Regions from separate parts of the Mus musculus genome. Here region 2 is linked to region 1. The links are chromatin loops, found by intact Hi-C in ENCODE. Cell type or tissue: heart. All regions are shown on one strand. Links, peaks and the distances in the headings refer to the core of each region. The heading gives the core; the rest is flanking DNA. Region 1 overlaps Tnrc18 (trinucleotide repeat containing 18). Region 2 has its middle 11 kb from the start of Gm52793.

The links. Peaks named below come from ENCODE experiments on the same cell type or tissue, not always from the same donor. Only the 100,000 strongest peaks of a DNase experiment are listed, where the experiment ranks them.
Region 2: it touches region 1 in a loop (6-fold over the local background); 19 of 42 quality-filtered maps call a loop at or near these places.

Annotation. Positions count from the first base shown.
Region 1 is chr5:142,762,494-142,774,384 of GRCm38, reverse strand. Tnrc18 (trinucleotide repeat containing 18) reads left to right here. Exons shown (of 28, transcript NM_001122730.3): 9 at 340-766; 10 at 2,082-3,080; 11 at 8,297-8,472; 12 at 9,198-9,334; 13 at 11,224-11,395. Among named protein-coding and RNA genes, the nearest start is that of Gm31365, 44 kb to the left of the region's middle. In heart, for the core only: a CTCF peak has its summit at 6,242 (motif pointing left); DNase peaks (open chromatin) are centred at 2,969 and 6,274; H3K4me3 peaks cover 398 bases; H3K27ac peaks cover 2,618 bases.
Region 2 is chr5:142,837,484-142,849,374 of GRCm38, reverse strand. No RefSeq gene overlaps it. Among named protein-coding and RNA genes, the nearest start is that of Gm52793, 11 kb to the left of the region's middle. In heart, for the core only: CTCF peaks have their summits at 4,791 (motif pointing left) and 6,828 (motif pointing right); DNase peaks (open chromatin) are centred at 6,964, 7,104 and 7,784; H3K27ac peaks cover 1,214 bases.

The DNA of each region.
Region 1 (11,891 bases), core at 1,539-9,538:
TTAATTGCTTTTACTGTGAGGGGCCCAGCTGGGCCAGGGTCCTGATGGAAATCTCTGCCTGCATGGTGTCAAGGAGTTTTAGGCCATGGTTCCTCCTCGTACCACCCAGGACTCCGTGGGTTCTATAGAACCTGCTCTCCGGGTTCTGTAGAACATCACGTTTATTACATGCGCACCATGGTAGAATTCTGTGGTGGATTGATTACCTTGGGGAGGGGAGGGCTGGGTGGCCTGGACCTCGGATCTCGCCTGATATTTTCTGGAGTGGAAAGCACCAGGGACTGGGCAGGCGATGGTTCCCGCCATGCCGACCCCACCCATTCTCCCGTTCCTCAGCAGGAGCGGTTGAAAGCACAAGAGCATCGAACGGAGATGGAGGAGAAGATTAGCAAGAGGAGCCTGGAGACCACGGGCAAGGCCGGCCTGAGTGCCGCAGGCCCTGGGCTCCTGCCTCGAAAGTCTGCCGGCCTGGCCAACGGCCCGGCAGGCAGCCACGGCAAGGCCGTGAGCCCACCCCCGTCTCCCCGAGCCTCCCCCGTGACCTCTCTGAAGGCCAAGGTCATCCAGAAGGTGGAAGATGTGTCTAAGCCTCCAGCCTATACCTACCCCGCCACACCTAGCTCGCACCCCAGCAGCCCACCACCTGCCTCCCCACCTCCTACCCCTGGGCTCACCCGAAAGGAAGAGGCTCCCGAGAACGTGGTGGAGAAGAAAGACCTGGAGTTGGAGAAGGAGACGCCCAGTCCGTTCCAGGCCCTGTTCACAGGTGGGAATGTAGGACAACGGCTGCCTTGCCCTGGGACACTGCGTTTCCGAGTGTTTATTGGCTTGGTTTCCCCTTCAGCTTGTCTGTTCATATGCTCGTTCATTCATTCATTTGCTGGCTCACTCATTTATCCACTGGATCCATTCATTCATTCATTCATTCATTCACTCAGTCCTTTTTGCTGAGTACTCTGTAGAGCCCACTGCCCAACTCTGAAATGAATGCAACTGAGATTTCTTCTTGGTCCCTTGTAAGTGGAGTGCAGGAGACATAGGCCTGATAGTATCCCTGCAGGATGCTCAGGGCACAGCAAAAAGCCAGACCTGGGAACTCCGTATGTAGTCACCCTGGGAACATCAGCGGTTCCCATCTGGGCAGCCTCCTTGACCCTCACACATGTTGTTCCAGCGCCTGGTAGTCATCAGGACTAGCCGCAGGTGGCTTTTGGGTATATGTCTGCATTTCTGGGGACCATAAAGACTGTGAAGTTGTATTTGGGAGGATTTGGGTTCAGTGCCGTGTTGCACGGGGACTGGCCTGCTCTGGAGCCCTTTGGTGTGATGCTATGCTAAGGGTTGACGCATGCCTGGCCTGGAGCATACGCCGGCACACGTGTGCTCCGTTCCCTAGGCTCCTCCTGCTGGGCACTGCCCAGGTGTGTGTCAGGCTTAAAGCTGCCTCGGTCATTCCAGCCGGCCCTGACACTGAGGCTTAAACTGTATTACTGTGAAGGATTTTGCTCTGTTGTGTTTTGAGACAGTGTCTCCCTATGTAGCCTAGGCTGGCCTTGAACTCACAGTGCTGGAATTAAAGGCATGTGCTGCCATGAGAGTTTTGAACACATGCCTTATTGGTGTGAGATACAGCCTGGGCTGACTGACAGATCTTCATAGAGCTTGTTTAAGCTTCTGGTTCAGTTTTTTTTTTTTTAAAGATTTATTTATTATTATGCATAAGTACTCTAGCTTATTTACTTCAGACACACCAGAAGAGGGTGTCAGATCTCATTAGGGGTGGTTGTGAGTCACCATGTGGGAATTGAACTCAGGACCTTTGGAAGAGCAGTCAGTGCCCTTAACCACTGAGCCATCTCACCAGCCCCCTTCTGGTCCAGTCTTGATTCATCTTCATGAGGACAAGAAGGTGGCTGCAGACTTTGCTCTCAAGGCTCAGTCGGACATGTAGAAGGGTCCTGGGTTATTTCAGAGGGCAGTGGAGGTGAGGCAGGGGACCACTGCTCCCTACCCTGCAGCTTGTCTAGCAGGGAACAGAGCCTTGGGGAGCCTCCTTCACTGACATCTTCTGTCCTTGACAGATATTCCTCCCAGGTATCCATTCCAAGCCCTGCCGCCGCACTACGGGCGACCCTACCCCTTCCTGCTGCAACCCGCTGCGGCCTCTGATGCCGATGGCCTCGCCCCAGATGTGCCACTCCCAGCTGATGGGCCCGAGCGCCTGGCACTGTCTCCTGAAGATAAGCCCATCTGCCTGTCACCCTCCAAGATCCCAGAGCCACCTCGGGACAGCCCAGAGGAGGAGCAGCTGGCTGACCGGGAGGTGAAGGCTGAAGTTGAGGATATCGAAGAGGGCCCCACAGAACTGCCTCCCCTTGAGTCACCATTGGCCCTGCCCGTCCCAGAGACCATGGTGGCCGTGAGCCCCGCAGGTGGCTGTGGAGGTAGTCCTCTCGAGGCCCAGGCGTTGAGCACAGCAGGTCCGGGCTGCCGGGAGCCCTCTGAAGTTTCAGACTTTGCACAGGTTGCCGAGCCGCAGATAGAACTACCGAGTAAGACAGAGCACCGCATGACTGCCCTGGAGTTGGGGACACAGCTGACACCCGAGCCACTGGTAGAGACTAAGGAAGAGCCGGTGGAGGTGCCCCTGGATGTGCCGATGGAGGAGCCCACCACAGAGGCAGGGCCTGAGGACAGTCTGCCCCAGCCATCTTTGACTGAGCCTCAGCCCAGCCTTGAGCTCTCAGACTGTGATTTGCCTGTCCCAGAGGGCCAGTGTCTCAACCTGGAGGCCCAGGAGGCTGTGCCTGCTCCTGCCAGTACCTGTTATCTGGAAGAGACCCACTCCGAATCCCTCCTGCCTGGCCTGGATGACCCACTGGCCGGCATGAATGCACTGGCAGCTGCAGCCGAGCTGCCCCAAGCCAGGCCTCTGCCCTCCTTGGGTCCTGGAGTCCCAGCCGGGGAGAAGCTGGATACAGCCCCCAGCCTCGTCCTGGAACACAGCTTTCTGCAGGGCATCACCCTCTTGAGTGAGATAGCTGAGCTGGAGCTGGACCGGAGGGGCCAGGAGGCTGCAGGTAAGCATTGGGCTGAAGGCTTCCAAGACTCTTATTCAGTGGTGGGGGTGCATGCCTTTAATCTCAGCATTCCTGAACTATGACTTGCTTGTTCCAGAGCTCAGTGTCTGAACCTGGAGGCCCAGGCCTATCTCTGTGGTTCTAGTAAGGCCAACTTGGTCTACGCTACCCAGATCTTCAGAGTAGATTTACACATTTAGGTTGTTTTTTGTTTTTTGTTTTTTGTTTTTTTTTCTTAAAAACTTCAAAGATTGCCAGAATATGTTTTATTCACAGATTTTTTGTTTTGTTTTGTTCTGTTTTTGCTTTTAATTATAAAATAAGGCTTGGTGGCATAGGCCACCCATCCATCCCAGCTACATGGGAGCCTGAGGCAGGAGGATTGTGAGTTTAAGGCCAGTTGGATTAGAGAATAGAAGGCCAGCCAAGGCAACTAATCAAGACCCTGTTCTCACCATAAAAAGTAAAAAGAGGGCTGAGGTGTGGCTCAGTGGTAGAGCACCTGCCTAGAATCCCCCAGTGAGGGGCTGGGGTGTGGCTCAGTGGTAGAGCACCTGTCTAGCCAAGAGGGTCTTGGTATCATCCCCAGAAGTGCAAATTAAATAAGTAAATAAATAGTCCCCTTTCTGGTTCAAGTGTCAGTTGGGATAGTAGAGTGCTTGCTTTAGCCATTGACCATGGGTTCCATGTCCAGTATTGAAGTGGAGCTAGGAGCTGTGAGAAACGTGTATAACCAGAGGTTCCATTGTGATGGACTTAAGCCCCCAGGCCCACCCCCTCCCCCCTGTGTCTTATGAAAGCAAGAGTTTTGAGCAGGTGGGTGGGATGTTGGCAGCAAGAGGGGTGACTCTGTGGGTAAAAAGGCACCTATCTTGAGCCCTGGAACTTATGTAGTAGCAGAGGAAAACTGATTCGCAAAAGATGTTCTCTGAATTCCACATGTGTGCTGCGGCTATGTTAGATCCTCTGCAATTCCCCCAACCCACCCATCCCCCCAAAAAAGAGAATTTAAATGCTCTTGGAACCGAAGTTGAGCAATCAGGACCTAACATTAAGTAGAGTCTGGGTACTTAAGTCGTCTTGAGTCTTTTTCTCCTGTGATTATCCGGTTGGTTCTTCCTTTTTCTGCCTCTGTCTCCTGTTCTACTTTTCTCTGTTGACCTCGTTTTTTGCCAGGCTCGTTCTCCTCACTGGGGCTTCCAGGAGTTCCTCCCATGCCTTCTGGCCTGCTCAGCTGGGCTGAGTCTGTATCTTTCCCAGAAATTCTAGGAAGAACTCTGAGACACCTCATCCTGGGCCCACTGGGGTTCATGCTTTTTAGTACAAAAAGCCTGGGGAGTCGGCACCAAGGGTAACGCCCTGTTGCGTGAGTGTGAAGATCCCTAGAACCCATCTGAAGCTAGCTAGGCGTGCATGCCTCTGAAATTCCTTGGTTGCTCCAACAGAATTGGAGGCAGAAGGAGAAGCATTCCAGGAATTCAGTGGCCTTTGAGCCTGTTGTCTACACAAGAACAAGACATACTTTCTCAGATAAGGAGGGAGACTGACACCTGACTTGTGTGTTCTGTAGGGGTGGGGCCACTCACCTATGAATGCACACATGCACACACAAACGCACACACATGTGTGCATGCACTCACATGCATGCACCTGCACACATGTACACACACACACAGAGGAAGTCCTTTTGTTTGGGGAGCAGGGACTGCTTTCATGCACCTCTACACTGGACCCCTGTTGCTTTTTTGAGGAATCTCTCCCAATTCTACTAGTGACAAACCCCCAAATCAAAGGCCAGCCATGAGCAACATCTGGACCCATCTCTCAGTCACCCCCTAGTAGTGACAGCCACAAGCTGATGTGTGTGCCTGGGCCCCTTTGACTAGAGAGTTTCTTTCATTCTTTTTATTATTTTTTATTTTAAAGACAGATATGAAGCCCAGGCTGGTCTAGGAGTTAGAGCAATTCCCCTGCCTCGTCTTCCTGAGTGCTGGGATTGTAAATATGCTGTAGACCTATCCAGTCATTTTTCTTCTGTTTGTAGATGCCTGACCTTTGCCTGTCTTTGTTTTTAGACTTTGACTCCCTCTGGAAGGTTCGTTCTCGTTCTCTCTCTCTTTCTCTCTCTCTCTGTCTCTCTCTCTCTCTCTCTCTCTCTCTCTCTCTCTCAAGTTAGGGCCTGCCCTAATAATCTCTACCCTCTGTAGAAACCATTGTACATAGGCCACACCCCCTTGCGCCTGGTTGGTCGGAATGTCGCATACCTGCCGTGCTGGTATTTAGCAGGCTGCAGCAGGAGGCTCTCAAGATGACTAGGATTCACATCCAATTTGCTAAGTTAGGGGTCTGGCTTGGAATGTGTCTTCTGGTGCGCTTTGGACCAACCAGGCTGGCTGTGTGAAGGGAGAAGGAGCAGGCAAACAGCCGTCCCCTTCTGTAATTTGGCTTCCACCATCCTCTGCCCCCATGGGGATGCTGAAGCCATAGGGGTGGGGCAGAACAGGCTGGCCCACTTCAGTCTGATGTGCTAGGAACCTGGTGGGTTCACTGCTGCATGGAGTTCATTTATTTTACAAATAAAACCTGGGCTGGAGAGATGGCTTAGCTCACAAGCCAACATACAAGCATAAAGCCCTCCCGCTGGGTGGCACAGGGCTGTCATTGCAGCTGTGAGAGCCAGTCTGAAGAACTGTTGTAAAGCAAGAAGGTCTGAAGCTGTAGCTCAGGGTACAGTGGGTGCCACACAGAGCCCTGGTTCCATCTCTTGTTCTGTATAAGCCAGGTGTGGTGGGATAGCCTGTCACCCGGCAGAACCCAGAGTGTCTGGGGCTCAAAGTCACTCTCTTGTGTCCAGGCTAGCCTTGACACATGAGGTGCTGTCTTAAAAACAAAAAAGAAATGGAGACATCTTTAGGAGTCCAAGGCCAGCCTGGTCTACCTAAGTGAGTCCCAGGTCAGCCAGAGTAAAACAAAATAAACAAAACAAAATAAAAATTCAATGATTATATAAATAAAAATAAAAAATAAAACCCCAAACCACTGATTTTTCAATGAGCGAGGAGGAGGTTTTTTTTTTTTTCTTCTTTTCTTTTTTGTCACCTCTGTTGGCAGCAGTAATTCTGGTTGTAACCGGTTCAGGAAGACACTGTTGCCATCTAGTGGGGAGAGTCAGGGAGGCTTCAGTGATTGATGGAGCTTGTACAGGACAGTCCCCAGCAGAGTCCATCCCGCATTAGGAACAGGGCTGCGGAGCCTGATTATTGTTAAGGGCTGGGATTACTCACGCTCACCCTCTAGGCCTTCAGACACGGGGGGAGGTTTGCATTTTTTTCCTCAAGCACGCAAAACTGGTTAACTTTGAGACTGGAAAAAAATATCAGTTCGAAAATGCAAAGTGAACCAACGAGACAGCTCAGTGAGGGAGGTGCTTGCTGCTAAGCCTGAAGATCTGGGTTCGATTCTCTATAACTCAGGATGCAAGTAGAGAACCAATTCCTGGAAGTTGTTCTTTGACCTCCGCATACACACTGTTGTGTATATAGCACATTTTCTTTCTCTCTGTTTCTCTTTCAAACACATACACGTGCACATACACACACGCACGCGCGTGTACACATGTGCGCGCACGAACACACAGTAATAAGTTAAAATAAAAATAAAATTAAAATAGTAAGACACGGTGGTTGCAAGTCTCTAATCCTAGCGCTTCGGAGGCTGAAGCAAGAGGCCTGTGAATTTGAGGCAGCCCTAGCTGAATTCAGCCAGGCATGGTCTCACAGAGCTCAGGAAGCCCCAACTCCTTATGCAACAAAGGATAACCTTGAACTCCTGACCCCCCCTGCCTCTGCTTCTGGGGTACTGAGATTACTGTTGTGGGCCAGTATGCCTTTTTACATGGTGCCGGGAATTGAACCTCAGGCTCAGTGCTTGCTGGGCAAGCACATTATCGACTGAGCCAACATCCCCAGCCCTACACTGTGTTTTAGTGTTTATACGGGAGGCTGGGTGTGTTAGGAATATTGGAACACGAGAGTACATTCCTGAACTCTAGCACACACGGGGTCACATCCTCCCCCAGAGGAGACCTGTGCGTGTTGGGGCATTACACCTTTCTCCTTGATTTCTGCTTTTTAAGATACACGTTTTTGTGTGTATGTGTGTGCAGGCACATGTGTGTTAGTGTTAGGGGCACATGCCGTGGCACGTGTGTGGAGGACTGAAAACAATCTCTGGGGTCTCTTTTCCCATCACACCCTGCTTGCCACAGGCCATGCCAGGTAGCTGATTAGGACTTCTGGAAAATTTCCTCTGCCTGCCTCCTGCCTCCGCTTAGGAACACTGCAACTGTAATGTGTTACTGTGCTGGGCTTTACCCACGTCCTGGGTATTTGAGCACAGTAAGCCTTTCTCTCAGCCACCTACTTCTCTAGTCAAGTTTGTGCTTTTTATTTCTCTCTCTTTTATTCTTCTTCCTCTTCCCCCTCCCCACCTCCTCCTCCTCAAAGGGTTTCTCTGTGTAGCCCTGGCTGTGCTGGAACTCACTTTATAGACCAGGCTAGTCTTGAACTACTAGAGAGCCACCTGCTTCTGCCTCTCAATACACACACACACACACACACACACACACAATTTTAAGTGTGTGTGTGTACTGTGTGTACGTGAGTGCTGGTACAGGAGGCTTGGATTTCTCAGGAGCTGGAGTTACAGGCGGCTGTGAGGTGCCTAAGTGATGGGTATTAAACCCAGATCCCCTTTAAGAGCAGAATGTCCCCTTACCCGCTGAGCTGTCTCCAGCCATTTGTGCTTTCCCCCCTCCCTGGAATTTATTTGTTTGTTTGGAAAGAGGGTCTCTATATAGCCTGAACCCAGTCCTCCTGCTGGGGTGACGGGTGTGAACCACACCTGGTTCCCTAGACCTGTTTTCTGATGTGGGACACAACATATTCACTAAGGAGAAATCAAGTAGAGACGCGTGGGGATATCCATTGTCCTGGGAAGGAACCTCTGCTAGTGTTTGGTTACTCAGAAGTATTCCTGGCCTTTCACACACAGTGCACTAGACCACAATGCTGTGTGGCTGTGTGGCCCAGAGCCAGGGCTGACTATAGTATCTGGGAGTTTAATCTGGCCTCTTGATGGCTGGCTGCATGGGTACGGCCATCTTGCCCGTGGTCAGGTCCCAGCACTGACTTCCCTGACCTCTCTCCCTTCCCCAGATCCAGAGCCAAACCTGGTGGTGCGACCCTCCCTCGAAAGCCTGCTGGCAGCCAGCAGCCACATGTTGAAGGAGGTGCTGGAGAGCCCCTTCTCAGACCCGCTCAAGAACTTGCGGCTTCCGCGTGAACTGAACTCCAATAAGAAATATAGCTGGATGCAGAAGAAGGAAGAGCGGGTGAGCCCTTGTCCTCCCTTCCTCCCGGAGGCCTGAGAGGCAGAGGCAGATGGGCAGGATCCGACCATCCAGCTACCTTCACCTTTTTGCTATGTGGCCCTCAGTTGGTCATCTCCCCTCTCTTGGCTTTCCTATTGTTCTCACACGGTGTCAGGCCTGTCCTGTGGGTACTGTGTGATGGATCAGCATGAAAGCATAATGGAAATGAGGCCTGGGACTACCCTTTTCTGCCTTTGTGGTCTCAGGTAGCTTGAAGGACAGACTTCGAACCTGTGTGTGTAAATAACGCACTTGTTATTTATCTCATTAGACCATTACTTCTGGGTAGTGTTTAGTCGTGTCATCTTAAGTGTGGGTGCCACTCGGCAAGGTTGGCATTAGGCAACAGCAAGTGCAAGGCTAAGACAGGAGGATATGAGAGTTCCAGGCCAGGTGATGCTACTTAGTGAATTCCACACCAACCTGAACTCCCAAGTGTAATGCCAGAAACCCTAGGTTTGAGCTCAGCCTCGGAGAAACTGCACATGGTGGTGTTCACCTGTGATCTCAGTACTCAGGAAGAAGAGACTGGAAGATTAGACGTTGAAGGCCAGCCTGGGCTATATGAGACATTGTCTCTGAAGCAAACCAAGCAGAATAGGGGGCAGCAATGGGATTCAAGCATCAGCAGACAGCATTCCCCTCCTCATTTGTCTCCCTCTCTCTCCTCCCGGGACCCCTTGCAGATGTTTGCTATGAAATCTTCCTTGGAGGACATGGATGCGCTAGAGCTGGACTTCCGGATGCGGCTGGCAGAGGTCCAGCGAAGGTACAAAGAGAAACAGCGGGAGTTGGTCAAGCTCCAGAGACGCCGGGACTCGGGGTGAGTGTCTCTCTCCCCAGTTTGTGCCCCATCCTGGATAGCTGGTCCGTAGGTCGACTTTGGTAGTGGTCAGGTGTGTGCGTGGACCCAAGTGCCCCACTCCGCTTCCCGCCCACCCCAGGTTCCTAGCCGAGCCTGTGAATTCTTTTTAAGGGACAGGCACGAGGATGCCCATAGAAGCCTGGCACGCAGAGGCCCTGGCAGGCCGAGGAAACGGACCCACACCCTGAGCGCCCTGTCGCCCCCCTGCAAGAGAGGGAAGAGCCACAGCAGTAGCGGAAAGTAAGGCTGGCCCCTCCCCTCGGTGGGTTGCGGACTGACTGGTACCCAGCTCGGAGGGGAGGAGCAGGGCCCCCCTGGACGGCGCCCACCGCTGGGCGCCAGGGGACCTGGTCGTGCCTGGCGTTCTGATCCCTGAACGGCAGCTCCCAGGGAGCCCGGACTGCTGCCCTGTCCAGGAGGGTGAGCCAAGAGGAGATTGGAAAGACCCTCAGTGGCTTAACTCTAACCCGAACTCTTGGCCCCGCCTTCTGCCCCAACCACTTCCTCACCATTGGAGACAAACTTCTGCTTCTTTCCATGGCTCCTCCCTACCGGAAGTACCATCCAACTCCAGGCTTCTAGGACAGTCTGGATACAACACTGTCCTCCTGGGATTCCACAGGAGACCAGGGCTGCTCTCTGGGGACAAGGTCCTCTTGGGTGGCACTGCAGCCATTTCAGAGGGGTCCTCCTGAGGTTGTCTTGATTGCTGGCTGGGATGAGGGCTCTTTTTCTCCAGGGCTAGGCATCTGCCAGATGGGCTCAGCCCCCCTGCATACGTGTAAGCAGGCCAGATGTGGTGCTTAAGGAAAGGGGTTGGTACATCAGAGTGGGTGGATTCTAGGTGCTTGTTTCAAGTGCTTGGAAACAAAAAGTTGTCTTGGAGTGGCCACAGGCAGAGTAGTAGGATGGTCGTGGTCTTGTCATGAGAGAATGGCCCCCGTCTTGCGGCATCTTATAGTTAACCTTGGATGTTCCTGACTGGAAGAAGAACAAGAGGTGAACATATGTCCATCGCCAGCAGCAGGAGACGGTGAACAAGAAATGATGGGGAATAGATAAAGCAGCCCGGGTCATCAGCAGTGCAGGCCCAGGAACCCGAAATGTGTTACTGATTATACTAAGCTTACTGATGGGGTCCCGGCCCCACCCCTCCTGTGACTTTGGACAGGCATTAGCTTTTCTGAGCCTCCAGTTTCAGCTTCCTCATGTGTTTCAAAAAAAACAAAAAAAACAAAAAATCAAAACCAAACCAAGAAAAAAAAAAAAAGCCCCAAACCCCAAAAGCCAGTCATGAGTACTCTGGGGCTAGAGCGTGCCAGGTACAGTGACTGGCTAGCGTGCACAAAGCGGTGGGGTGCGGTGGCCCAGACCTGTCACCCCAGCATTTGGGAATCAAGGCAGATTCACAAATTGAGAGACACTTGTCTCTGTGTCCCTGCTCTTTAGACAAGGGGGCTAATGCAGGCCTTCCCCTTCCTCCCATCTCTCTGTGTATAGATTACCTTAAGATTTCCCAAACTTAGCTTTTGGTGCAATTTTGGTAAAGATATGACTTACTCTGTGTGTGTGTCTGTGTGTGTGTGTCTGTCTGTCTGTCACCCCATCAGGGAGAGGCTGATGGAGGATGCTGACTTGGAAGTTTTTTTTTTCTTTTCCCCATCTCTCTGTGCACACCATTCACTAGCATTAACCTGTCTCCCCACACTGATTATCCTGGCATCCACCACCCTTTCTTCTTTTTACCCGGAGAGCCCAACCCTTCAGGGCCACATGGGTACATTGGCCTTCCCTGTTGCCCGTGACCTGGCCGAGGTGCTGACCCTCATGGTGTGTTTGGCTTTCAGGCTGAGCAGCAAGTCCTTGCTGACATCAGACGACTATGATCTGGGAGCGGGGATAAGGAAGAGACACAAGGGGCCCGAGGAGGAGCAAGAGGCCCTCATGGGCATGGGGAAAGCCCGCAGCAGGAACCAGAGCTGGGACGATCACGACTCCTCATCTGATTTTATGAGTCAGGTCAGTAAACAGCTCAGCCTTGTGGATTTACTTACTGGGACAAAGGTCTCAACTTGGAGGACCATAGGTCCTACCTGAAGAACTCAACCTTCTCCATGGGGGTCTCTTGAGCCCTGCTTCTGTAGAGAACTGGTTAGAGTTAGCTTCCTCACTGCTGGGAGAAAAAGAAGGCCCAAGGAAGATCAAGGACCTGGCAAAGGAACAGGGGGAGGAGGTAGGGCTAAAAGCTACATCATCGGGTTGTGTGCGCTGAGACTTCTGCTTCGGCAGGCGGGAGGTTAGAGCACACGTGCGTAACCAAATAGCGGTAGCTCCGTTGTTTAGCAGTGTAATTGTTTAATGAGCACCTTGCTGTTGCACTTGGGCTCGATGCCATTGTGATTCAGGCTGACTTCTGCAGGGGTAATTTCTCATCGCTACAGAGCCTTGAGACTGTGTGCTCACGGACCGTGATTCTGAATGCTAATGTTCTGCCTCGTGAAGCCTTGTGGGAAGG
Region 2 (11,891 bases), core at 2,206-10,205, 74 kb before region 1:
GCCCCCAGCCCCTCCCTGGGGGATTCTGGGCAGGGGCTCTACCTCTGAGACTTACTTGCTCAACTTTCTCTATCAGTGCCTTTCTTCTTCTGTCTCTCTGTCTCTCTCTTCATCTCTGTTTTGATCTATCTTTGTCTCTTTATCTCTGACTCTACTGCCAACGCTCTCTGCCTAGGACCGTGAAGCATCTGCACAGTGAGCCTCAGCCCCACTGTCCTGTCCTTGACATACATAGCCCAGGCCCGAGCTCGCAGGCAGCGTAGCTGAAGACAGTGGGGCCAGAAGCAGGGCGGAAACTTCATACCTCTTCTTAGCATGAGGTCCACCATACCTTTTCATTACCGCCTGCTCTGGCCACAGACCTCAGCATTAAGGCTGGGGAGTCCTAGTGCCTTAAGGGACTGACCCTGCTGCTGTCTAGGCCACCAGACTGACTCTAGGTTCTTCTTCATCCAGCCCCATGAAGACCTCAGGTCTTTAGATCATGTAGAAGCCTCCAGAATCGTCCATGCCAACACACAACTCAGGAACCCTGCACAAAAGCATCCAGAAAGAGATAGAACCTGGCTTTGGCTGCAACTCTCTCCTCAGTCTCTCTCTCTCTCTCTCTCTCTCTCTCTCTCTCTCTCTCTCTCTCTCTCTCTCTCTCTCTCCTGAGGCTGGGTCTCTCACTGGCCTGAAGCTCACCAATTAGTGTAGGTAGTTGGCCAGTGAGTATCGGGAAGCCTCGGGTCTCCCAGCGCACACGGCCACACCCAGCTCCTTCAGATGGGTTCCGGGGATCACACTGAAATCTCCATGCTAGTATGACAAGCACTTTGCAGACCGAGCTGTTTTCCCAGACCTTAGCTGCTCCTCTCAGCCTTCAGCTCTGGCTTCTTTCTTGTCACTCCGCTCTGTAGCACCTCCCCCACCCCACCCTCACCCCCACCCCTGTACAGTGCACACAGCAGGTTCCATCCTATACACACTGCTGGACTGCCGGATTGTGTTCTAGAGCATTCTTCTTCCAGGAATGAGGCCAGCACCTCCTCTGCAAGCCTGGGAGGTTCCTGCAAGAGTCCTGCAGGAGGACAAGAATGGCACACAGCTTTTCACACAGCTTAAGAGAAAGGCTTGAGGTTTTGTGTGCTAGGGTGCTATGGACTGGACCTGAAGGCTCAACACTTGGGAGGTGGAGGCAGGAGAATTCAGAACTGAAGGTAATCCTTGACTACACAGTGAGTTTTGAGGCTAACTTGGGCTACATAAGACTCTGTTTCAAAAAACAAAACGAGAAACCCTGTCTTAAAAAAACAAAACAAAAACAAAAAACAAAACAAGGGGCTGGAGAGGTGGCTGAGCAGTTAAGAGCACCAGCACTGGTTCCACTTGCAGAGAACACAGGTTCCGGTCCCAGCACCCACAGGTAGCTCTCATCTGTCTGTAATAAGGTCCTCTCTGCTTCATAGGATTCTACGTGTATACAGGTCACATAGACTCACACAGGCACACATGCATATACAAAAACACAAACAAAAATGTATACATATGCATGATGTAAGGCTCTTCAGCTATTAAAAGGAAAAAAAATTAAAATATTTAAGTTTGGGGCTGGAGAGATGGCTCAGTGGGTAAGAGCACTGGCTGCTCTTCCAGAATACCTGAGTTCAAATCCCAGCAACCACATGGTGGCTCACAACCATCTGTAATGGGATCTGACACCCTCTTCTGGTGTGTCTGAAGACAGCTACAGTGTATTCATATACATTAAATAAATAACTTTAAGTTTGGGGGATTTTGCTTTTTTAAAAATTTATTTTTGGGGGCTGGTGAGATGGCTCAGTGGTTAAGAGCTCCGACTACTCTTCTGAAGGTCATGAGTTCAAATCCCAGCAACCACATGATGGCTCACAACCATCCATAATGAGATCTGATGCTCTCTTGTGGTGTGTCTGAAGACAGCTACAGTGTACTTACATATAATAAGTAAATAAATCTTTAAAACAAAAGCATTCTCCTTTAAAAAAAATTTTATTTTTGCTGGGCGTGGTGGCGCATGCCTTTAATCCCAGCACTCGAGAAGCAGGGGCAGGCAGATTTCTGAGTTCTAGGCCAGCCTGGTCTACAAAATGAGTTCCAGGACAGCCAAGGCTATACAGAGAAACCCTGTCTCGAAAAACAAAACAAAATTTATTTTTATGTTTTGTCTGTCTGTCTTGTCTGTTTTCCCAGAAGAGGATGTTCAATCTCCTGGAACTGGAGTTACAGACAGTTGTTAGCTGCTCCGTGGCTGCTGGGAATCTCACTCAGGTCCTCTGGAGGAGCAGTCAGTGCTTTTAATCCTAAAGCTGTCTGTCCAACCTCCACCCACTTATTTTGGAGACCAATCTCACTATGTAGCTTTTGTGGGCCTGGAACTGAGTCTGTAGAGCAGGCTAGCCTCTAAGTTACTGAGATCTGCCTGCCTCTGCCTCCAGAGCTCTGCGATTAAATGTGTGTGCCCACCACTGCCCAGCAATCCCCAGGAGCCAAGGAGGCAGTGGCGTAGCCATTTCTCCCAGAAGGCCTTGAAGTGACCTTGTAGCATTCAGGTGCCTCTTTTTTGGTTTAGGTTTGTGCTGTTTTGTTGTTGTTGTTGTTTGTTAGTTTGTTTGTTTTTGTTTTTTGAGACAGGGTTTCTCTGTGTAGCCCTGGCTGTCCTGGAACTTACTTTGTAGACCAGGCTGGCCTCGAACTCAGAACTCAGAACTCAGAACTCGAGTGCTGGGATTAAAGGTGTGCACCACCACGCCCGGCTTTTTTTTTTTTAAGATTTATTTATTATTATACATAAGTACACTATAGCTGTCCTCAGATACTCCAGAAGAGGGCATCCGATTTCGTTACGGATGGTTGTGAGCCACCATGTGGTTGCTGGGATTTGAACTCAGGACCTTCAGAAGAGCAGTCGGCGCTCTTAACCACTGAGCCATCTCGCCAGCCCGTGCTGTTTGTTTTTTCGTGCTGTTTGTTTTTTGAGGCACAGTCTCATGTAGTCCAGGCTAGCCTCATGATGTAGCTGAGGGTGACCTTGAAAATTTTGACACATGCTGCCATGTAAGTGAAATCTTGGGGATACATGGCTAAGTGGAACAATATAGACCTGAATCCCACTCATAGGGGATCCCAGGAGTCCTCCAATTTGTGTACACAAAAAATAGAATTCTGGGTGCCAGGGGCTGGGGAGAGGTTTAATAGGGACAGGGTTACAGTTTGGGAAGTAGGCACTTATCCATGGTTAAAGTAAGAAACCGTATGGCAGCCAAGTACAGTGGCGCACACCTTCGATCCCAGAAGGATATCTGAGTTTGAGGTCAGCCTGGTCTGCATAGTGAGTTCCAGGACAACCACAGCTAACATAGTAAGACCCTGTCTCAAAAACAAACAAACAAAAAAGAAACTGTATGGTATGTGTTTTATACTACAGTTTTTTAAAAGGTTAAAGGTTGGGGGAGTGGCTCAGCTGTGAAGTGCTTACTTAGCATTCCTCAGTAACACATAGTAGGCGTGGCTCAGTGGTAGAGCCCCTGCCTGGAATCCCCCAAGGAGGGGCTGGGGTGTGGCTCAGTGGTAGAGCCCCTGCCCAGAATCCCCTAGTGATGGCTGAGGCGTGGCCCAGTGGTAGAGCCCCTGCCTAGAGTCCCCCAGTGATGGGCTGGGGGCGTGGCTCTGTGGTAGAGCCCCTGCCTGGAATCCCCCAGTGATGGGCTGGGGGCGTGGCTCTGTGGTAGAGCCCCTGCCTAGAGTCCCCCAGTGATGGGCTGGGGGCGTGGCTCTGTGGTAGAGCCCCTGCCCAGAATCCCCTAGTGATGGCTGAGGCGTGGCCCAGTGGTAGAGCCCCTGCCTAGAGTCCCCCAGTGATGGGCTGGGGGCGTGGCTCTGTGGTAGAGCTCCTGCCTAGAATCCCCCAGTGAGGGGCTGGGTGTGGCTCAGTGGTAGAGCCCCTGCCTAGAATCCTCCAGTGAGGGGCTGGGTTGTGGCTCAGTGGTGGAGCTCCTGCCTAGAGTCCCTCAGTGAGGAGCTGGGGGTGTGGCTCTGTGGTAGAGCCCCTGCCTAGAATCCCCTAGTGAGGGGCTGGGGGCATTGCTCTGTGATAAAACGTTTCTTCACTTAGACAAGACTGTTAAGTTCTATGCTCAGCACCTTCCAAAGGACACAACCCTGTGGGGAATTGCAGGCTGGTCTCCAGTTGAGCTGAGGTCTGAACCCTGGTGGTGATAATTCACCTTCATGACAAGGTAGGCGTTCCCTCATGCTCCTGGAACTCTGGCCCCAGGTAGGGTTGCCCCTTGGCCACCCCCTGAAGAGTGGAATAGAGGAATGCCCACCCAGATATGAGTAGAAAGGGTAGGTAGCAGCCCTCCCACGCCTGACGGACCAGAGAATAGGTGGAACTCTGGCGGGGTGTGGGTCTTTCCCTTCCCCCACTCCCCTCAGGCCCCCTTTTTAAGTTCCCAACACAACCCAACTGAACAGATTAACAGAGGGACAAAAAGAGAAAGAAACAGAGGGGAAAGCCCACTTGGTGGACAGGTAGACACATCCCTCGTCCCACAGTTTGGGAGGAGGCCAAGGCCAGATTATGACAAATTCAAGGTTATCCCAGCCATACTGTGGGACTCCGTCTCAGTGACAAAAAGGAGAGATGACTGTGCTGCAAGGTGGCTAGGCAGGCGAGGAGCTTTACCAAGCCTGATACCATGTGAGCTTCGTCCCTGAAACCTACAAGGTGACTCGGTGGAGAGAGCAGCGACCCCTACAGGTTGCCCTGACTTTTGCATGTGCGCAGTAATACCTAAGGACAGTCATACACATACACCCACAGAAGTAAATGCATGCAACTTAAACAAATTTTTTCTTCGAGACAGGGTTTCTCTCTGTAGCCCTGGCTGTACTGGAACTCGCTCTGTAGACCAGGTTGGCCTTGAACTCAGATCGCCTGGCTCTGCCTCCCTGGTGCTGGGATTACAGGTGCAGGCTACCCTCTGGAGTGACGGTCACTATACATGAGCCCCTAACCTGATGTGGTCCAGTGCGGGAAGCGGGTGCGGCCGCAGGCCCCGTAAAACCCACTTGTTTACTGCCTTGCCCGAGCATGCGCAGTGAGGCTGTATGTGTGGGCTGTCCAGCTTCCTAACACCCTGGGCTTTTCTAGGGAAAGGGGGAGGGTAGAGTGATCTGTCACATGTGCAGAATTCAGTGGCAAGTAGACAGCTCATCCTGGACCCTCCTTCCCATGTTGGCAGCTTCTTCTAAGGTCAGCTAAGTCAGCTTAGTTTGAGACTTTGGGGGCCATCACCTGCACTTGTAACTCATTTACACATCACGCCTCTGAGTTGATGGCCCAGAACAAAATCACAGAGAGACAAATCCCTAGGTGTGGCCCAACAAAGAGAAGAGGTTGGCCCCATGGTCACTACCCAACCATCAACATCCTTTAAGCTCACACTGTCCGGTGTAGGTGGGGCAGCTGAGGCCCTGATGCAGGTGAAAAGGCCACAGGTGAACGTAAGACAGGCAGAGAGGGGCTGGAGAGATGGCTCAGCGGTTAAGAGTACTGAATGCTCTTCCGAAGGTCCTGAGTTCAAATCCCAGCATCCATATGGTGGCTCACAACTATCTGTACTGAGATCTGATGCCCTCTTCTGGAGTGTCTGAAGACAGCTACAGTGTACTTACATTAAATAAATAAATAAATAAATAAATAAATAAATAAATAAATCTTATATTAAAAAAAAAAAAGGCAGAGAGGATGCAGGCCTCGAGGCAGGTGAGGAGCTTTACTAAGCCTGATACCGTGTGAGCTTCGTCCCTGAAACCTACAAAGTGACACGGTGCCTCTGTGCCCTTTCTCTCTGTCAGAAGACTCACAGGGGAGATAGACCAGGTTCATAGCTAGCTAGCTGCTGCTTTGAAGGTAGCCTCTCTGGGATGGTCTCATGTAGCCCAGGCTGGCCTTGATCTATGTAGCCAAGGATGACCAGGAAACTTTTTGGTTTTCGTTTTTTGTTTGTTTTTCAAGATTTATTTATTTATTTAATGTATGTGAGTACACTGTAGCTGTACATATGGCTGTGAGCCTTCATGTGCTTGTTGGGAATTGAATTCTAGGACCTTGGCTCTCTCTGATCAACCCCGCTCGCTCTGGCCCAAAGATTTATTTATTATTATACATAAGTACACTGTAAGCCGGGCATGGTGGCGCACGCCTTTAATCCCAGCACTCGGGAGGCAGAGGCAGGTGGATTTCTGAGTTTGAGGCCAGCCTGGTCTACAGAGTGAGTTCCAGGACAGCCAGGGCTCTACAGAGAAACCCTGTCTCGAAAAATAAACAAACAAAAAACAAATAAGTACACTGTAGCTGACTCCAAAGGCACAAGAAGAGGGAGTCAGATCCCATTATGGGTGGTTGTGAGCCACCATGTTTTTGCTGGGAATTGAACTCAGGACCTTCGTAAGAGAAGTCAGTGCTCTTACCCCTGAGCCATCTCACCAGCCAAACCTGGAATTTCTAATTCTCTTGCCTCTACTTCCCAAGTTGGGGGGGGGTTATGGGTATGCAGCACTGTGCATGGCTTATGGGGACCCAATCCAGAAAGTGTGCGTGCTAAGTAAGCAGGTTATCAACGGAGCCCCCCTGTACTTTCCTGATTTTTGTAATAGAGGATCAAGACAGCAGGGGACAGACCCAAGAAGCTGTGACCCTTCACCCTGTCTGCCACCAATCACCTAGGTGACCCTTCCCCATATCAGCTTCATGGAGGTGCTGGGAGCCTCTGCTGTGGTCGCTATAGAGACAGGGCAAGTGGCCAGCAGGTGTCACCAAAGTCCGCAGAATCCAGAGGAACCATAAAGATGGTGGGGGGCGCTGAGGCCCCTCTCCCCCCAGGTCTCTTCTAAGCACTAAGAGCGATCATCCCAGACTGCTACAGGTAAAACTGTCTGCTGTGGACAGGAGCGACCTACCATCAGCCATCAGCGTGCGCACAGCCCAGGACAACAAAGAGGAAGGGAAGTATCCCTTTCCCTGCTGTGGAGAATTAACAGGGCTCCAGGTGGTCTGGATGAGTCATGGGGTTTGTTCTCTTTGTGAAATTGTGACTAAGGCTGGCCTGGAGCAGGGTGTAACACAGGGACTGTTCTTGGCTTTGTTTTGATTGGTTGGTTGGCTTTTCTGAGACAGGGTTTCTCTGTGTAGCCCTGGCTGTCCTGGAACTCACTCTGTAGACCAGGCTGGCCTGAAACTCAAGAAATCCACCTGCCTCTGCCTCCCAAGTGCTGGGATTAAAGGCTGTGCACCACCCTTCACCACACACCCAGCTCATGGCTGCTCTTGTTTTTCAGGGCTCCAAGTATCTCTAGTAGGAAGCTATTTACCCTGGTAGGCCGGGCACAGGGAGGCTTCATCTTAACCTCACCATCAGTCCACACAGAGCCAGATCTGCCTTCTTCTGGCCCGCATGGACCTCCTGATGTGGCCCCCTGAACTCTGAGCTCTGAATCTAGGACTCACGCTTTTTTGGTTCTCAGTCATCATGGGCTGGAGAGACCAGAACACTCACCGGATACTAGGGTCTCTCAACCCTATTCATCTCCCTGAGAGTCTGGCAAGTTTCTGGCTTGGGGCCTCAGTGTGAGGTCTTTCTCAGTCCCCATGAGGCCCACACTGTTCTTAAATGAATTCTTAGCCATGCCAAAAAGTGAAGCAACCACACAGTAAGTGGTATTTGGATCACAACAGCAGCTTCTACTCCGTCCCTGAACTTTCTAGGGGAATGCACGTCTTGTTTGGTGGTTGCTATGGTCCCTGGGGCTTAATCAGGAGCAGGAAGGGCCTGGCTTCTCACTGTAAGAACCAACTTCTGCCTTTTCCTGGAACCTAAGTGCAAAGCTTTGGGAGGATGTGTCCCCACCCCCGAGCCCCAGCCACTGGGAAGGGTTGATACTTGTTGATCTACAGTATCGTATAAAATAGGCAGAGTGCAGGGCTATTATTCTAGCACTTTCGAAGGTGGAGACAGCACACCTCCCCATTGTCTGCCTATCTATCCATTCTGTTGCCTATATGTCCGTTCATCATCTATCCATCCATCTGTCCACCCACCAAACCACCCATCTATCAATCCGTTCATCTATCCACTGTCCATCTATCCTTTCATTCCCCCATCTGTCTCCCTACCTACTAAATATCTGTCGGGCATGTGGAACTGTGTTCCCAGACAGACATAAGAACTGGCAAGGCTGGGTGAGCTCAGACCCCAGGAATCTCAGAGATCTGAGACCAGTTGGAGTGGACCTGTCTGTATACTTGCTCTGAAACCTGTAACCATGACACCCCACTGAGGACCATGGCCTCTGGGTCAGAGAGCACACAACATCTGGAGTTCTTCTCCATGCTAATGAGGTATCCAGATAGCCCCGAGCCTTCAGCCAATGACCTTCCCTTCCTAGGTATTCCTGCGAAAGGTTTGCTCTGAATAAAGGGTTTGCATTCACATCCACCACCAAATAAAGCCATATGCGCAAGCAAGAGCTGCTGCATTTAGGATCGCCTCAGGGATGGCCTTCTGTCCTCCAGCCCCTCAGGTACTCCCTGGCCCAGTGCTCCCAATCAAACTGGTTCTGCCTGTTCCAGATTCTGCATTCCCTCCCTGTCCAGGACTCAGACACACACACACACACACACACACACACACACACACACACACACACACACACCAAGGAGAAGTGCAGACAGCAGACCCTCATTCCTGACTCACAGATTACACCTTTGGCGCCTGGGTACCCAGAGAGGAGACCAGGAGACCATCCATCCATCCATCTGTCCATGGATCCATGTATCTATCCATCCATCCATGCATGCACCCATCCATCTGTCTGTTCATCTGACCATTCATCTATCTGAGACCAGGAGCCACAGCATTCATTCCAGACTCTGCTGTTTCCCTTTCTGGCCTGGCAAAGGAAGACATGGACTGTGAACCCCTTTTGGACTTCATTCTGCCTCCCCTGAGCAGCATGCCTGCAGTGCCCAGGCTCTAGCAGAGAGGCAGGACATAGTATGACAGATTCCATACATCTACCCATCCATCGGTCTACTTAATTAACCATCTATCCATTAACCTGTCCATCTATCCACTGACCCACTCACCTATCTACCCATCAACCCACTTACTCATCCATGCATCCATCCATTTATCCATCCGTGCATCTATCTGTCTGTCTATCCATCCACCATCCATCCATGTACCCATGCATCTATCTTTTTTTCTGACTATCCATCTATCCATTTGTACATCCATCCACCCCCATTCATACATGCATGCATCCGTTCATCTGTTTACCTGACCATCCATACATCTGTCCATGGATTCATGTGTCTCTCCATCCATCCATCCATCCATCCATCCATCCATCCATGCATCTGTGTATCCATCCATCCATCGATGTATCCATGTACCCATCCATCTGTCTGTTCATCTGACCATTCATCCATCTGTCCATCTGTCCATGCATCCATGTATCCATTCATCCATGGATGTATCCATCCATCCATCATCCATCCATGTACCCATGCATCTATCTTTTTGTATGACCATCCATCTATCCGTTTGTCCATCCATGCACCCATGCATCCACCCATCCATCCATGCATGGATGCATCCTTCCATCTGACTACCTGACCATCCATCCATCCATCCATCCATCCATCCATCCATCCATCTGTCCATGGATCCATGTATCTATCCATCCATCCATCCATGTACCCATGCATCTTTCTGTCTGCCTGACCATCCATCTATCTATCCATCCATCCATGCATCTGTGTATCCATGCATGCATGCACCCATCCATCTGTCTGTTCATCTGACCATTCATCTATCTGTCCATGCATCCACGCATCCATGCATCCATCCATCCAATGCCGTGAAGACTTTCTTCCAGCTCGGCCCTAGAGAGCAAGTGAGGACACCATAAGCAGGGCATGGTAGATCATGCCTGTTAACTCCAACACTTGTAAGGCTGAGGCAGGAGGATGGCTACAAGGTCAAGGCCAGCTTGAGCTATAAAGTGAGACCTTATATTAAGCAAGATGGCTCAATAAGTAAAGACACTTGCTGCCAAGCTTGACAACATGAGTTTAATGCCCAAGCACATGATGGAGGGAGAGAACCAACTCCCTCAAGTTGTCCTCTTTGAGTGTATGCACACAAATATATCATAAAATTAAAATGTAATAAAAGAAAACAAAACACTAACAAACTAGGAACAAAACTCCCTCCTTCCTCAGCCCTGTGCTCCTGCAGCCAGAGTGTCCTCTCTCAGACTCTCTGCTTGGGTGAGAGAGATGAGGATAGGCTCAAATAAATGTATTTAGAAAAAATACTGTGTCCATCAAGGTCACCAACAGGGACGGATGGGTACTGCAGTGCAGGGAATAAAGTCCAAGATCAGGCAGTTCTTGGTCAAGTCATCTCTGTTCTCAGAGAGCAGCCTCGGAGGAGGGTAGGCACACCTGAGTGACTTTGGACAGTAGCAAGGGATGGTCTCATAGTTCAGGAAGCTAGAGAGCAGATAGGTCATGGGCATCATTTTCTGTTGGTTTTTGAAGTCAAGGTCTCCCTGCATGACCCTGGCTGTCCTGGAAGTTACTATATAGGCCAGGCCCAACTCAGAGATCCACCTACCTCTGCTTCCCAGGCGTGTATCACCATACCCGACTGTTTTTATTCTCTGAGGGGGGGTCTTCTGTAGCCTAGGCTGTCCTCCAACTTATTACATAGCCAAGGATGGCCTTGAATTCCCACTCTCCGGGCTCCACCTCCTCAGTGCTGTGATTGCAGCTGTCAATCACCTTACCTGGCTTACGAGGTGCTAAGGAAACTGGATTCTTTGTACATCCTAGGCTGGGACTCTACCAATGGAGCCACATCTCCAGCCTTCCGCAGGTCACTTTTGGGGGTGCCCAGAATAAATTCTTCCGAGCCTCTGTCCCTCTCTTTGGTTTGTGGCTGTTTCCCTCTGCTGTTGTGACTGGCATTCCTGTAGGAGTGTGTGTATTCACTTCTGCAGGACCTCAGTCTCCACAGAATGACTGGCCAATGGTGTCTATAAGATTCTTTCCACACCAAGCACCACTGGGAAACTCCAGGTGGACATGACACTCTCTAGGATGCCATCTGTGATCTGGCTATTTCCTCCTTCAGGGTGGAGAGAGACTTATAAAGACGCCAGGAATGGGGGCTGGGGAGATGGCTTAGTAGTTAAGACAGTTTGCTGCTCCTCCAGAGGACTACAGTTCCCAGCACCCACCTCAGGGCGTTAACAACCTGTAATTCCAACTCCAGGGGATCTGATGGCCTCCTCAGGCTTCCATGAGCATCTCCACTTTTACAAATCTCACCCCCTACACACATATACACATAAATAGAAATAATAAAATAGGGCTGGAGAGATGGCTCAGCGGTTAAGAGCACTGACTGCTCTTCCAAAGGTTCTGAGTTCAAATCCCAGCAACCACATGATGGTTCACAACCATCCGTAGTGAGATCTGATGCCCTCTTCTGGGGTGTCTGAAGACAGCTACAGTGTACTTACATATAATAAATAAAATAAATCTTTAAAAAAAACAAAAAAGAAAGAATAAAATAAACCTTAGGCCTGCTTACGGTAGCACACACCTTTAGTCCTAGCACTCTTGAGTCAGAAGCAGAGGCAGGAGTTCCAGGCCAGCCAAGGGCTACATAGTAAGATGCTATCTTAAAAAAAAAAATCTGGGTGGTGGGGGTGGTGGTGGTGGTGACTCATGATTCTAATTTAGGAGGCAGAGGCAGAGGCAGAGGCAGAGGCAGAGGCAGAGGCAGAGGCAG